Linked DNA regions of Mus musculus: region 2 is linked to region 1. A link is a loop called in an ENCODE intact Hi-C map of the cell type or tissue named here. Cell type or tissue: left cerebral cortex. All regions are shown on one strand.

Region 1 (8,000 bases):
TGTCTCAAAACATAAGGTAAAGAGCTTGCTAGACAGCTCAGTCTAAAGTCACAAGCACTGTGGCCCAGACAAGTGACTGGAGTTCAATTCTGGGAGTCTACATTATAGGAGACCCACACTTCCCATTCTCCAAAAACCACCAGCTTTCCACCATACAAAGCTGGTAGGAGGAGGAACTCAACCAATTCAGTGATTTGTCAAGTTGTCCTCTGACAAATACATGTACAAGCATACGCACCTGTGTTACATGTATGTGGGGGATACAGAGCAACAGAGGACATTAAACATGATCTCTGGCCTATACATGTGCAAATGCACACACACACACACACACACACACACACACACACACACACACACACACAGTTGTGGTATAAAAGAGAATGGACCCCATAAGCTCATATATTCGAATATCTGGTTCCTAGTTGGTGGACTTTTTAGAAAGGATTAGGAGGTGTGGCCTTGATGGAAGACGTGTGTTAAAAGCCTACACCAGGTCCAGTGTTAGTCTCTTTGCCTCCATCCCTCTTGTGGGTCAGATATAAGCATTTAGTTACTGCTCCAGCCCTGTGCCTTCCTACCTGGTACCATGCAAGCCGCCGTATTAAATGCTTTCTTTTATAAGCTGCTTTTGTTATGGTGTCTCTTCACAACAACAAAAGAGTAAAGCACACATACACACACACACACACACACACACACACACGTCTCTGGTTCTTCCCAAGTCAGAACTTCTACCCCATCTTTGAACTCCAGCGTCTGCCAAGTTCAGTATTCTCCAGGCGGCAGGAAAGCACGCCCCTGAGACATGGCAAACAGCCTGAGCAACAGAAGGCTTTCAGAGCAACCAGTTCTGCTTCCTCACACCAATGCATGACAAGCTCCATCCGTGCAGACAGGATCTCAAGAACATTTGGTTGAGGCCCCCACCCTCACCCCCCACTCCCACCCCCACCCCCATTCTGCAGAGAGGGAAGCAGGCTGGCAGGGAGGGCATGACTTCAGCCAACTCTCCTTACTCCTAGTGCCTGCGGAGACACGGGGCTCTGGGCAGTGAGGGTGGCTGTTTCCACAGGAAGGAGGCAGGCGTGAAGCTGGCAGGCTGAATGCTCAGCATCCTCACCAGCGGTGGCATCCAAGGTTCCTTGGTCGGAAGCTTCCTGTGGGGCTTCAATGCTGGCAATTGGAAGAAGTTTGACTCATGTGCCCTCTCTTCATGTTTCCTCCTTCCAAAAAATCTCAGCTAGTGGATATTTTTCTATTATAGGAACAAATCTGATTTTATGGTTTTTCTTTCCCTCTCGCCGGGATTCTATATTAGTTGTTCTTCTCACTGCTGTGGCCAAAATACCTGACAACGCAATTTAAGTATCATGATATTAACTTGAGACTTTGGGGACATAAGGCAGAAAGATATGACTTAGAGCGATGTGGTTATATGTCAAGTTGACAAAGGACAGTTTACTGGTTAGTGATTTTACATTTTATTTTATTGTTTATCCATGAGTGTCTGTCTGTGTCACCTCCCCCACCTCCTACTCCTCCCAGGACCATTCCTTCATCCCCCATGCTCCCTCCCAACTTCAAGTCCTTTTTTGCTTTTTTGCTAAACCCATTTGTGTTGCCCACATACATGTGGGTGTGGGGCCGTCCATTAAGAGACTGACCACATACCCTTAAAGGAAGCTCGCCCTCTCCCTCTCCCCCTCCCACTCCCCCTTCCCTTTTCCCTCTCCTGGTATCCATTAACTATCAATGTCTCCTAGGCTGGGAGTGGGGCTCCTGCTGGAATGTTGACTGGCTTGATCTTGCATGAGTCTTGTACAGTCAACCACAGCTGTTGTGAGTTCATGGCTACTGTGGTCCAGTCCTATCCAGAAGGCACTATTTCACCCCAACTGTCCTTGACATCTGGCACTTGCTATCTTTCAACATGCTCTCTGAGCCTCTAGAGGAGAGGGTATGATACAGATGTCCCATTTACAACCCAGATCCCCAGAGTCAATCTTTCTCTATACTTTGACCCGTTCTTTTACAGATGGGTAGGAGGTTTATCCCAGTTCCCCCTGAAGATGGAGAAAAACAAGGAAGAGGGTGGACCCAAGGTCTGCTCTCAGCTCCTGCTCTGTGGCTTGCCTTGGCTCTATGAGCCGAGCTTGTAGCCTTATTCATAAAAACAATGTTTACAGCCCCAGCCCAAAGTGCTGGTGGGAGGCTAACATGGAGCATGCGGGGGTGGGGGCAGGGAGGGGGACAGCATGATGGAAGAGAGTCTGCTTCCCAAAACCCTGCCCTTGTCCTGGACTGCTCTGAGACTCAGTTCTGAACCTTTACATTGCCCAGGGCAGCCAGTTGGTCTGCATTCAGGGGTCCTTCTCAGAGTTTAATGTTCTATGATTCCAAAACCATCAAAGGATAGGAGCAGCTGGAGAGCTCGGGTGTTATTCCTCACCGTAAATCAGCCAGGATGACTTCACTTCGCCTCCCTGGCATGCGTCAGGTTTTCCTTCTATGTAGAGAGGGGCCTGAACCCTGCCAACCCCACCAAGCCACACTGGCTGCACCCCCAGAGTCAATGGCTTTACCATCCACTGATGCAGCTCACCATCCCCGCCAAGCCACTTATGCAACCGTCTAGAGAAACAGACTGCAAATGAGCACAGCTAAAAATACTTCATCTTCATGTGTGGGGGGCTGGAGGGAGGGCTGTGGGAAGGTGGGTGACATTCCAAAGGCTCTGGGTGTTTATCTGAGCTGTACTAGGAATCTAGGAACACAGGAGTGTCAGCTCTGGTCACAGTTGTCCACCTCTCTGACAATGCTTCCTCCTTCCTCAGAAAGGTACCAGCCATGGTGTGACTGACAGTAGGATCCTAGCTCAGAAGGCCAGGCGCTGTCCTCTGACATGGAAGGAGCCTGCCCTCAGATGACCCAATGCACTTGAACGTGGGATCCCTTTGGTTCTAAGGAACCCACCTTATGAGCCAACCTCCAGGAGCCCAGACTGGCTGCCTTTCCTCAACAACCTCCAGGGGACAAGTGGCCCATCCTGCCCCTATTCGGTGGCCACAGCAAGCACTGCAGTGCCTCCTTGCCACTGTGCCTTCTCCTTTTGAGTTGAGAGTGTGACAGTTCCAAAGGTATGGCACCAAGTCACTCAGGAGCTTGTACAAAGGAGAAGAGCTCTCAAATCCACTCGCCCCACACCTTTACATCCTCTTAGGCACATTACTTTCCCTGAATGGCTGGCTGCAGATTAAGTGCTTATAGGGTGCTCAGTCACAAGTGGGGCACCTATGTCACACCCTTCCCCAGGCTCAGGGGCCATCTCAGACTGTACGAGCCTGCTGTCAAGGAGGGCTGGAGCAGAACAGTGTCTTCTGGACATGGCAGGAAGCTGCGCTCACGGACTCAAGGTGGCCGCGGTTGCCTGTATTTGACCTGCACAAGAGCAAGCCCGTGCGCCACCACTGTTCGGCTGGGTTTTTTTTTTTTTTGTTTGTTTTTTGTTTTGTTTTGTTTTGTTTTTGTTTTTTTTTAAAGCACACAAAAGTGGAAGAGGGTGAGAGAAAAGTTAAGGGGAGGGAAAAGAAGGGTGAATGTGATCAAAATACATTGTATCCATGGAAGGGTGAATAAGATCAAAATACATTGTTTCTATGAAATTCTTGAAAACTAAATAAAAATATCTTCCTTTTGAAAAAAGAAACTGCTTAGAGAATTCTTAGAGTGCTCAGTACCCCTGTTGTCAAACTACAAGCCTCTTATAAGATATGTTTTTCTTATGCCCTATCCCAACCACATCACATAATTAAAAATGGAAGTTGTAGGGTCTCAGGAGATGGCTTAGCTGTGAAAGCACTTGCCTGGCAAACTTGACAGCCCAAGTTCACCCTGTAACCAGCATAGAGCTTGATGCTCATCCAGAGCATAACAGAGAAAGGATGGTGCTCACCTGAGCTCCCAACACTCCTGCTACCGTGTGGGAGGCAGAGACAAGAGAATCAGCTGGAAGCTTGAGGGCCAATCAGCTTGGAGTGTGCTAAACAAGATCGACCCTGCCTCAAAAAAAAAAAAAAAAAAAAAAAAAACAAGGTGAAAGGTGAGAGCTAACTCCTGAAAGGTGTCCTCTGATTGGCATGCAAATACCATGACACATGTGTGTCCCACCTCCTGCCGGCTGCCTCTCTCTCTCTCTCTCTCTCTCTCTCTCTCTCTCTCTCTCACACACACACACACACACACACACACACACACACACAGAGAGAGAGAGAGAGAGAGAGAGAGAGAGAGAGAGAGAGAAGCACACAGAAGAGAGGGGGAGGGAGGGAGAGAGGGAGGGAGGGAGAGAGGGGATATTTATTTTTTAAGTTTTGTGGGGCTTGGGGATGTAGTTCAGTGGTACAGTGCTTGCATACATGAAGCTCTGAGTTCTATCCCCAGCACCATAGAAATCAGACATAGAGGTGCATGCTTACAATCCCAGCATTTGGAACAAACAGGCAGAAGGATCCGGAGTTCAAGGTCATCCTCAGCTACACAGTAAGTATGAGCCAGCCTGGGCTACATGAGGTCTTAGATAGAGAGATAGATAGATAGATAGATAGATAGATGAGTGGGTGGGTGGGTGGATGGATGGATGGATGGATGGATGGATGGGTTATTCTACCTACCATAAGACCCAAATTACTGCTTGGGCAGTTAGATGCCCTTAAGGTCCTCTCCTTTAGGTCTTTTCCATTCTAATCTCCATGACTCTACAGGAAAGGAACATAGATTTGTATGATCTGTCCGTGCACAATCATGTGGTGAGACTGAAGGCATTACCACACCTATCTCAGAGGTCATGAAGCAGTCTCAGCGGAGTTACAGGAAATAAAGTTCTCTAATTTTTCAGGTGCCAGGAGCAGAAACTTTGTACTGGCTAGTTTTGTGTCAACTTGACACAGCTGGAGTTACCACAGAGAAAGGAGCTTCAGTTGAGGAAATGCCTCCATGAGATACAACTGTAAGGCATTTTCTCAATTAGTGATCAAGGGGGAAGGGCCCTTTGTGGGTGAGACCATCTCTGGACTGGCTGTCTTGGATTCTATAAGAGAGCAGGCTGAGCAAGCCAGAGGAGGCAAGCTAGTAAGGAACATCCCTCCATGGCCTGTGCATCAGCTCCTGCTTCCTGACCTGCCTGAGTTCCAGTCCTGACTTCCTTTGGTGATGAACAGCAGCATGGAAGTGTAAGCCAAATAAACCCTTTCTTTCCCAGCTTGCTTCTTGGTCATGATGTTTGTGCAGGAATAGAGACCCTGACTAAGGCAAACTTCATTCAAATTAGATTAAATAAAAAAGGATACTCCAAGGCTGGCTTCAGGTCTGGCTGGACCCAGAAGTTCTAACAGTCAGGTTACTGCTTCTTCCATTAGCTGGGGAAGACATCAGCAATTTCCAAACTACAGTGTGTATGTGTATTTACATGTCTGTATGTCTATTTTTGTGTGTGTTTGTGAATGTATGTTTGTGTGTATATGTGTGTAATCATGTGAGTGTATTTGTGTGTGTGTCTATAAGTGTGTGTACAAGTGTATGAATGTATGTAAGAGTATGATTGTGTATCTGTGTATATGTGTGTGTACAAGTATATGTGAGTGTATGGTTGTGTTTGTGCTGTGTGTGTGTGTGTGTGTGTGTGTGTGTGTGTGTGTGTGTGTAGGCCAGATGATAACCTTGGATGTGGTTTCTCAGGACATCATCTGCTATGGTATTTGGAAACAGGGTTTCTCACTGGCTTCAATGCCATGGCTAAGCTGGCTGACCTTTGATCCCCCGGAATTTGCTTGTCTCTGCCTCCATAGTGCTGAGATTGTAAGCATGTGCCGTCATGCCTAGGATTCTTAGGTAGGTTCTGGGAGTCAAGCCCGGGTGCTCACGCTTGAAAGGACCACACTTTACTGAATGATCCATCTCTTCAGTCTTCCAAATCACTCTTCAAATGTAAGGCCACAGAAGAAAACAGATTGCCCTTTCTGATAGCTCTTGAGAAAGTAGGAAGTGGAAGCTTAAATAAGGCTGTCATTATCTGCCTGCTACCATCCATACTGGGGTGGCAAGTCCCTGAATAGTCAGAGCTTGACATAGTGCTCACACATGGACAGCAAGGACAAATTGGCCCATCTGTAACAGCAGAGGAATGGAAAAGGTTAGGCCAAAGGACTGAGTTACAAGTGAACTGCCAAAGGCCAGTGGCTTAGTAAATGGGAAAGTTGAGGTTCAACAGAGGTCCTGGTTCCATTAAGACACACTGGGGTCCATAGCTCCCAGTCAGTACTAGAAGCTATGACCATAGGCAACACTTGCAACCATGGCAGATTTTTTTAAAAGTTTTATTGCATTATGATATGGAAAGATAATAATTTCAATTTATCTGATTTTGTTAACATTTAAAAGCATATTTTGAGTAAATAGATTTACATCACATTCTTCTTTCCCTTTTACAGAAGCTCTTATTAAGCCAGCATGGAGTCTTTGCCTTTTAAATTACCTTACTCAACACTGTCTTGATCCAGGAACTGTGAGATGAGAAGATTAATGTGCAGCTGTGAAAAATAACACGAAGACATCCCACTGTAGCAGTTGCTCAGCTTCCCAGCACTACCGTCCTGAATTACTATAGTAGGACATCACAGCTGCCATCCTGTATGGTCATAGTAGGACATCACAGCTGCCATCCTCTATAATCATAGTAGGACATCACAGCTGCCATCCTGTGTGGTCATAGTAGGACATCACACCTACCATCTGTATAATCATAGTTGGACATCACAGCTACCATCTGTATAGTCATAGTAGGACATCACAGCTACCATCTGTATAATCATAGTAGGACATCACAGCTACCATTCTGTATGGTCATAGTAGGACATCACACCTACCATCTGTATAATCATAGTTGGACATCACAGCTACCATCTGTATAATCATAGTAGGACATCACACCTACCATCCTGTATAGTCATAGCAGAACATCACAGCTACCATCTGTTTTATTATAGTAAGACATCTCAAGCAGGATTCTGGCATTGTATGGTTAAGATATAGGATATGTCCATCTGCAAGAATCTCACACAATGTATGCCCTTTATAGACATATCATCTCCTTTCTTGTCCCCATTATCTCCTGGACAGAGTCTCCATTTCTATTCTCTGTCATTTGAAGAATGCTGTAATTGGGACCATTCACTGTATCACCTTCCGTATTGACAAGTGTCTTGACTTCTTCCACTCAACATCACTCTCCGGAGATTCAGCCACTTGTCTCGTGTAGCCGTCCTTACTTCTTTTTTGTGGTTAAGTAGTAATCCATGATATGGATGTACCACAGTTTACTTAACCTTGCTCCTGATAGAGGATGCCTAGGCCGTGTCTAGTTTGGAGTTATTACAAATAAAACTGTACTAAATATCCACATACAGCTTGTGAGTGGAATGCTTCGTTTTTCTGGGATAAATGTCTAGGAATGAGCTGCTGGGTCATACATTAGCTGCCTGCTTAGCTTCTAAAGAGACTCCCATACTGCATTCCAGGGCAGAGTTCCCATATTCTCCTCTTTCCCTTCCCTTCCCTTCCCTTCCCTTCCCTTCCCTTCCCTTCCCTTCCCTTCCCTTCCCTTCCCTTCCCTTCCCTCCCCTCCCCTCCCCTCCCCTCCCCTCCCCTCCCTCCCCTTTCTTTCTCCTCTCTCTTCTTTCCTTCTCTCTCCTCCCTTCCCCATTTCTGAGAGAATCCCAAGAAACCAAAACTATCCTCACACTCACTATACAGCCCACTTCTGACCTTGCACTTCTGATCAGCCTATCTCCACCTCCTAACTGCTGACATCACAGGTGTCCACACCCACGTGGTGCTACCGAGCCAGGGCTCAGTGCCCGCCAGCCCAGCGCACTACCTGAGCTCCTGCCTCAGTCCTCCTAGTTTATTTTTACCAGATAGACAAGCACTGTCCAGTCTCTCGG
Region 2 (8,000 bases), 81 kb after region 1:
TCTGGAGGGCTCAGACCACTGTGAGCCGCACCATCCCTAGGCATGGGATCCTAGGCTGTATAAAAAACTAGCTGAGCAAGGCAGAGAGTGGACCCATGAGAGGCATCCTTCCATGCTTCAAGCACCTGCTTTGACTCTGCCCTGACTTCTCTCAATAAAACATGGTGACCTGAAAGTTATAAGCCAAATAAACCCTTTGCTTTTGGTTAGAGTATTTTTTATCACAGTGACAGGAGAAAAGAGGAGAACACACCCTAATCTCTCCCCAGAGTCCTATCAGGCATGGTGTCCCGTGCTGTCGAGATGCCAGGCAGAGCAGACAGCTCCTCATCCTGAAATCAGGGCCGCTAATGCAGTGGTCTTCCATGGAGCACAGTTCTCAGAGGCAGAGGTGGGTTAGGGCTGGTCCAGGGGTGGGAGCATCCCCCAGGAGGCCCAGATGGACCACACAGAACCATGGGTGGGCCTTCAGGGCTGTTGTGCCCTGTGTCAGTTCTACCTTACATAGAGGTTGGTCTGAAAGGTCCTCCCAACCTCCTTAACGTCAAAGGTGAGGAAGCCAAGGCTTGGAGGTAGAACAATATTAAACCAAGCCCCATGACCAGTCAATGGAAGAGCCAGGGCTGAAACTGACGTCCAGCTGCCAGCTTGGGGCAGCATCTCCCTCCTGTGACTGCTCCACCTGATTAATGAGCACTTAGGTGGCTAGAGACAGTTCATCTAGCATCCTGCATCCCAGAGCACAGGATGCCCTAGTTGGTACCCATCCAGACCCAAGGATTCTCCACACGTATTCCCAGAGGCTCACTGAGGATGGACAACTGAGGACGTCTCCCTCCCTTTGAGCAAAGTCTAGTCTTCAAAGTCACACCACTGGGGCAGGGATGCTAGCTCAGTTGATTGATCATTTGCCTACCATGCACAAGGCCCTGGGTTCGATTCCTCAAACTGTATAAACTTAGCATGATGGCTGTATAAACATGGCATGATCCCTGCACTTGGGAAGTGAAAACAGGAGGATCAAATGGTTACTCTTAGCTACTTAGCAAGTTCAAGGACAGCTTGAGCCATATGCAGTGCCCTCCCGTCTCAGCACTTTTCAAGCCATGAGACTTGAACATGTCACAGCTGGTTTCTCTACCAGTCTCTTCATCCAACAAAAGGGCCCAGGGATGTAAATCCAAAAGTAAACTTGTGGAGGAAGGAGGAAGAGATGGTGTAAAATGTCTATCACAAAGCAGTCACTGAGAGATGTTGTCTCCTTCACTGCTCCTTCCCTGAGGGGAGAGACAGAAGCTTCAAGGATAGGAGGCTCAATGGCTGCTTGGACAGAATGACAGATCTTCAATCTGGTCCCCTTCCTCGGTGACAGGCCTGGAGCAGGCTTGACCTTTCTGCTGGGAAATCTCACCGAGAAATATGCTTCTTTGTCCCCAACTCAGGCCCCCAGAGCAGGCTCCCAACCTCACGGTGCAGAAATGCCTTCTGCTATTTTCCCTTGGAACAAATCAAAAACCCACACCCTGACTCATTCTGGTTAGAGGATAAATCACGGTAGCGGCAAAGCCGGTGGGCAGGATGGCATCCACTGCGTAAGGGCCAAAGAGAAGGGGAAACCATATTCTAGGGAAATGCAGGCTTAGGCCCCAGGCCAAGCCACCAGGCAGGCCCTGGCAGGGCAGGCAGGCAGGCGAGCAAGGAGAGAGAGATTGTGGGAGGCTCAGAGAGGGGAGTAGAAAGCCAGGCAGTTGTCCTCAATGATGGGGCTGAGAGCACCTAATGCCCTCAAATGGCAGACAGCAGCCTTGAGAGGAGCCACAGGGAGGTGGGAGGGGAGCTGTCAGCCTCAGAACCCAGTGCAAACTTGAGCGGTGTACAGATGTGAGATGCAGGGGCCGTGTACAGATGTGAGGCAAAGCCAGATAACAGCTCTCAAGGCTCTTCAAGCCCCCGAGCCATTTCTCTCTCTGCTATCCTTTCACTTATTTATGTTTTTAGTTCTAAATCAATGCAGGAGAGTGCCAGGATTTGAAGGCTATATGAGCGATGGCCCAGGTAGCTCCTCACACAGAATCAACCGCAGAGCTGGAGCCAGGGGCATCCTCAGACGGAGAATATTCTTAGTGATGAACTCCAAGAGGCAGGGAGCCAAACAATATGCTTTCTGGGGTCAGAAGACACAGTCTTGGGAGTGGACGCCTCCTGGTTACTAACCCCCAAGAAAGAAAATAAACTGGCTTTGGCCGTTCAGAGAAGCCAGGGAGAACTGCCAACTCAGCATCTTGGCCTGTCTGGTCCTAGCCTCTACCTCCTCTCCTCACCCCTGCACAGTGGCTAGCAGCCTCCTCCCCACCCTACCCCCTTCTCCAAAGCCAACACCATCCATTCTGTTACTTCCAAAGCCCAGCGCAAGAGAGGCAAAGGGAGCGTCTCACACGAGGGAGCAACTGAGCTCAGACCGAAACGCACCTCCCCTTCAAAGCAGAGTCCTACGATTTCAAGGCTGGCATACTCAGCCCTCCATGTCTGTGAGTCCTGGATCCATGAATCCTGTAAATTATAGAGTGTCCAGGTTGTTTTCTTATCATTATTCTCTAAATCATACATTACAGTTGCCATTTAAATAGCTATTTGATTTGAATTAGAAGTTAAACTTAACTTAGAGGTGGCTTAAAAGTCTATGAGGTGATGGGCTGGTGAGATGGCTCAGTGGGTAAGAGCACCCGACTGCTCTTCCAAAGGTCCAGAGTTCAAATCCCAGCAACCACATGGTGGCTCACAACCATCCGTGACAGGATCTGACTCCCTCTTCTGGTGTGTCTAAAGACAGCTACAGTGTACTAACATATAATAATAAAATAAATCTTTAAAAAAAAAAATAAAATTTAAAAAAAAAAAAAAAGTCTATGAGGTGATATGTGTAGGTTCTATGCAAATGCTAAGGCGGTGTGTGTGTGTGTGTGTGTGTGTGTGTGTGTGTGTGTGCGCGCGCGCGCGCGCGCTGTATGAACACATATTATGGATGTGCAAACCCCTGTGCGTGCACTTGCAGAGACAGAGAACGTTAGGCTCCTGCTATCTTGCTCTCTACCTTATTCTGTGAAGACAGGGCCTCTCACTGAACCTGGAGCTAGGTTAAGTAGCCAGCAAGCTCCAGCAACTCTCCTGTCTCAGCTCCCATCCTGCACAGCACTGGGGTTACAGGGACACATGGCCACACCCAGCTTTTTATTCAGGTCCCAGTGCTTCTGCAGTGTTCTTACCACTGAGCCATCTTGTCGGGCCCCATCTTGAGCCATTCTATGGAGGAATTTGAGCAGCTGTAGGTTTTAGGGTTCATGGACTCCTGGGGCCAATTTCCCACGAACACTAAGGAATGGCTATAGTCAGTTTGAGGAGGGGGTTGTCTTTGAGACATAGTCTCACTATGTAGTCCTGGCTGGTCTGGAATTCATAGAGATCCACCTGTTTCTGCCTCCCAAGTGCCAGGATTAAAGGTGTGTGCCTCCACACCATACCTCACTGTCAGTTTCATGGCCCCTTACAATTTTAACTGCATCTCTCCTAACTGGCACTAGAGGGCGCAGGTTGCCTCCCCACCCCCACCCCACCCCCACCCCACCCCACCCCCACCCCGTGATTCTGCTACTGATTCTGTGAGCTTGCCATAGGTGAGACTGACCAGCAGGGCGAGCTTCCCATCAGCAGGCTACCCCACAAGAAAACAAACAAACAAACAAAAAAACAAAAGCTGACCTTTTACTGGTGATCAAAAAGCAGCCACATTTTCAAAGGCTGTATACAATTATACCACACTAATATGGTATAAATGTCTTTCTCACTTATTTAAGCTATGATCAACCCTCATTAATGTAACCAGGGTTTTCCCCAGGCTTAGAGAGAATGCTTCCTTCAACTACCCCTGACTGAAACACAACCAAGATCTTGGGGATTTTAGCTCCTCTTCACGCCTGTTTCCACGCATGGCCAGTGGGACCATGCTTGTTTCTGCACGGAGCTGGCTGTGGTTTTCCCTTGAGTTCTTGAGTCTATCCTAACCGCTGGAATGTTTCCCTCCCGGTTCCGCTGCCATGAATCAGTCAGATCCAGTAGCACAGAGCCACCTGGAAAGAGCATTGTAAGAAAAACCAATTAGGAGAAATGGAAAAGGGAAAATGGAAAACAAGGTGGATGGAAAGAAAGAGGGAGCGAAGAGTGAGTGTGAGCCCCAAGGGCAGGGCTTACCTCATGCCCGTCTTTGCAGCTTCAGTGTGGGACTCAGGCTCACAGAGGAGGGAGAAGGGAAAAGAGGGCTCTGGAAGTCTGAGTGAGAGCCATACTAAGTCTCAGGGAAGCACAAAGCTGGACACCTTCGATGGGGTTCTGGGACCATGGTCCCTGTGTAGGACACTCTGAGATCCCTTTCCCTGCTGAGTAGGGAAGGATCAGCCACAGTGAAGGCAAGGGTGGGTAAGGGGAGGGCAGGGGCCTGGCCCACTGCAGACAGCACAGCCTGTGGCTGTAGCGCCTCTCTTCCTCGTCCTCTGCTCTTCCCAACTGCAGGGCTCACAACGCTGAAATGCAAGACAGGGGCATTTTCAAATATGAAACAATAGACTTTACTCGCTAGTAAAGGCTCAAGTGAGTGTCTAGCCTTTTCTTTCTTCAGGGCTCCTCAAACTAAGATCTATTCTGTAAGAATGGCTACTTGCAAGGCTGGAGAAACGGCTCAGTGGTTAAGAGCACTTGTTCTTGCAGAAGAACTAGGTTTGTTTTCTCGCACCCACACGGCAGCTCACAACCATCCATAAGACCAGTTCCAGAGGATCCAACACCCTTTCCTGGCCTCCAGGAACACAAAGCACTCCAGTGGTAAGGCACACAGGCAAGCAGAACACTCTTATATAGAAAGTAAGTCGTTTTTAAAGAATACCCATTCATCATATCTGGAGGGGGAAAATAAAGAGACCTGAGTTTTGAACCACACAGAAAGCATTTTGAAGGATGCTTCATAGCCAGAACCCCTTGCAATGACACTATACTGAACTGGCAGCTGTCCTACACCCACCCCCTCTGCTTCTCAAGGAGGGTCCAGGAGTGCCAATTCTTCACCAGCTTCCAGCTAACTTAGCATCTCTAGTAGTTTCTGAAACTTCAAAATAGGAGCTCTCTCTCTCTCTCTCCCTCTCTCTCTCTCTCTCTCTGTCTGTCTGTCTGTCTTCTGTGGAGCCATTGTGAACTAGGGATGAAGCCCAAGGAGTAGAGTGCTTGCCTAGCATACAGGAAGCCCTGATTTTCATCCCTGGAGCCATAAATATTGGGCATGGTAGTACATGCCTGTGAGTCCAACGCTTGGAGGTTGAGAGAGGAGGATTAAAGTTGAAGGTCAGTCTGGACGACATGAAAAATCAACAAGAGAGAGAGAGAGAGAAGAGAGAGAGAATGCCATGGGACTTCATGAGTACTAAGAGAGCCTCAGGGGAAGTCTTTAGCATAATACCTACTAGAAAATTAACTCCCACAAATAATCTATCTGTAGAGCACTTCCTATGGCTTCTTCCTATGGAGGGATTTGAGAATGGATGGGCGGGAGCCCCAGTGGTCCAATCGGTCCAATGGTACACTGCACTAAGGTGAAGCAGATGAACACATGCCCTGGTTTTTGCTCATTTGGAGATGGGGCCAGTGCAGGAGATGAACCCTGGGGCTTGCTTATGCTACACAAGTGATCCACCACTGAGCACCCCACCCCCGCCATGTTAAGGATTCCTGCCCTTATACCCAGGTGTCATCATTCCCACGCCTCTCAAGTATCAGTTAATACAGACCAGGGGCTCGCAGAGCCCTTGACAACAGAATCACCGACTGAAGTGAACCAACACTTGGGCGTCGCAGTCAATTACCAGGGCAGACTTTGCTGGAGTGGGAGGTACACCTGGGATTTCCATTTTTAACCATCCCAAGATGAGTCTAGGGGACCCTTTCTAAAACCACCAATGCTTGGTGAGAGGTCTGTGGTGTCAGAGATTGAGCTAACCCCGGTAGGTACCTTTAATACCTGAATCCAAGCACATGATCGTTGGTAGGGATACATCCCCCTGAAAGCAGGTGGAGACAGCCCAATCAGGGGCAATGTGGCACCTGCCAGTCAGCAGAGGATGCCTCTGAGCGAGACCCAACACAGAATCATAAGCTTAATTATAATACCTGGAGGTTTATTTTGTTATGATTTTGGTCGTGCTGTTCTTGAAAGCAGACTTTGTAGATGACAGTGTTGTTTTTGCAAGATCTAAAAGCTGGGCGTGACTGGATATGGAGAAGTGTTTTAGCTAGAGTTCCCTGGACTTGTGAAGGGAGAAGGGATGGATGGGACTGTCGGTGAGGAAGAGTGAGAGGGGGCAGGAAGGATTGGTATGACTGTCTCAGCTATAGGGACGGCAGGGATGTTTGTCTCTCTGGTTCACCCCAGCACAGCCCTCACCAGGAGGCACGCGTTAGAAGATGCACAGACAGGCACTTGCACTCCTTAACATGGGAGTCACGCCATTCTCCCCATAGGTCCAGACCTGCATCCCCAAGTGACACTGTTCACGATGCAAGCCTCTGCCAGGGGCTACTATTCAGGGATGGATTCTCAAATGGCCAAACAAGAGCTGTCCCTCTGTGCCCCTGCCTAGGCCCTGTTACAGTGTGATCCCCCACTTCCCTCTGTTCAAACCCACAGTACCCTGCACACAGAACCTACTCAATGGCTACTGCTCAGACCAAAGCCGTCCAAGTCCCTCATTTTACAGACAAGGCATGAAGGCCAGCATAGGGAAGGTAATTCAACCCAGGTTGTTTAGCTCGGTGGGACAGAGCGGCATTAACCATAAGCACAGGAACAATAGAGTGTCTGTCTGTCCTTCCGCCCCCAAGCTCTTTGCCCTTTCCCAGGTCTGTAAGCTGGAGGAAGGACTGCTGTACCCACCAGGGACAATGAGTGTGCCGTGGTGCCTCAGCCAGCTCTGCCAGCTGAGTGGTTGGGGATCAGGGAGGTCCTGACATTTTTGTGCTTGCTTCCTTCCTTGTCTAGCCATGTCCCTGGTCAGGGACACCCTAAAAAGGGTTGTTGGGGTGCACTGTGGACCCGACTTAACAGTGAGCACCTGCACAGAGGGCAGCAGGAACTGCAGAGGCTCTTCCTGACAAGCAGGCCGGGGAGCCAGTCAGATGAGCCTCACGTCCCGCTGAGAAACATCTGTCTAAACGGCCTCGCTGCTTAGGTTTCATTTCAAAGGGAAAGATTCGTTACAAAATGGAAAGAAAAAAAAATTCTCCAAGTGTGGGTTGGACAAATAAGGCAGGGCTTATCGCTCCTTCTGGAAAGAGACAGAAGGGTTTTTATATGTGGCTCTCAGCCTTTCTGCTGGGGAGAGCAGGACCTGAGGCACACAAAGAATGCTGGGAGCAGGAGCTTGTGTGCAAAGCTCAGACCTGGAGAGCTCAGCCGAGCTCACCAGGAAGCTTTATCCCAAGAAGCAAAGAGGACTCAGCTTGGATGGCACAGTGAGTGTCTCCTCCGGCTGTCCACCCACTTCCTCAGTAGTTACCAAGCGTGGACTGCTCAAAGGACCTCCACCAACTCTGGAAACCAGCTATGTATAGGAGAAAAAGGAGACACTAGAGGCAAGAACAAAGCATCAAGGGAGTTAAAACAACTTCTGGTCCAGAGATTATAGGGGGCTTCCCGAGGAAGAGGCATTGGGAATGAGTGATGGAATGAGGAGAGTCAGAGGGCCTGGGGTGGGGGACGGCACAAGCAGCGGAGTGTGACGTGCAGAGCAACGGGCACATGCCCGGCGTGGGTGTGAGAGGTGCTAAAGGGCTGACACCCTTCCACTCAGGAAGCAGGCAGCCAGCAGCCCCGGCTCTCGTTTCTCTTCAGCTGGGTTGAGAGCCTCCCTTGCAGCTGCCGTCCCTCCCTCGTCCCCTCTCCTGTTCTAAGTGGACACAGAGGT

The links. Peaks named below come from ENCODE experiments on the same cell type or tissue, not always from the same donor. Only the 100,000 strongest peaks of a DNase experiment are listed, where the experiment ranks them.
Region 2: it touches region 1 in a loop (2.4-fold over the local background); 4 of 42 quality-filtered maps call a loop at or near these places.

The regions. Positions count from the first base shown.
Region 1 is chr9:62,629,960-62,637,959 of GRCm38, forward strand. No RefSeq gene overlaps it. Among named protein-coding and RNA genes, the nearest start is that of Gm39353, 16 kb to the right of the region's middle. In left cerebral cortex, a CTCF peak has its summit at 3,068; DNase peaks (open chromatin) are centred at 847, 1,082 and 2,651; H3K27ac peaks cover 2,154 bases.
Region 2 is chr9:62,710,960-62,718,959 of GRCm38, forward strand. The region is part of intron 2 of Itga11 (integrin alpha 11); the gene reads left to right. Among named protein-coding and RNA genes, the nearest start is that of Itga11, 37 kb to the left of the region's middle. In left cerebral cortex, a CTCF peak has its summit at 3,543 (motif pointing right); DNase peaks (open chromatin) are centred at 1,530, 7,333 and 7,414; H3K27ac peaks cover 1,413 bases.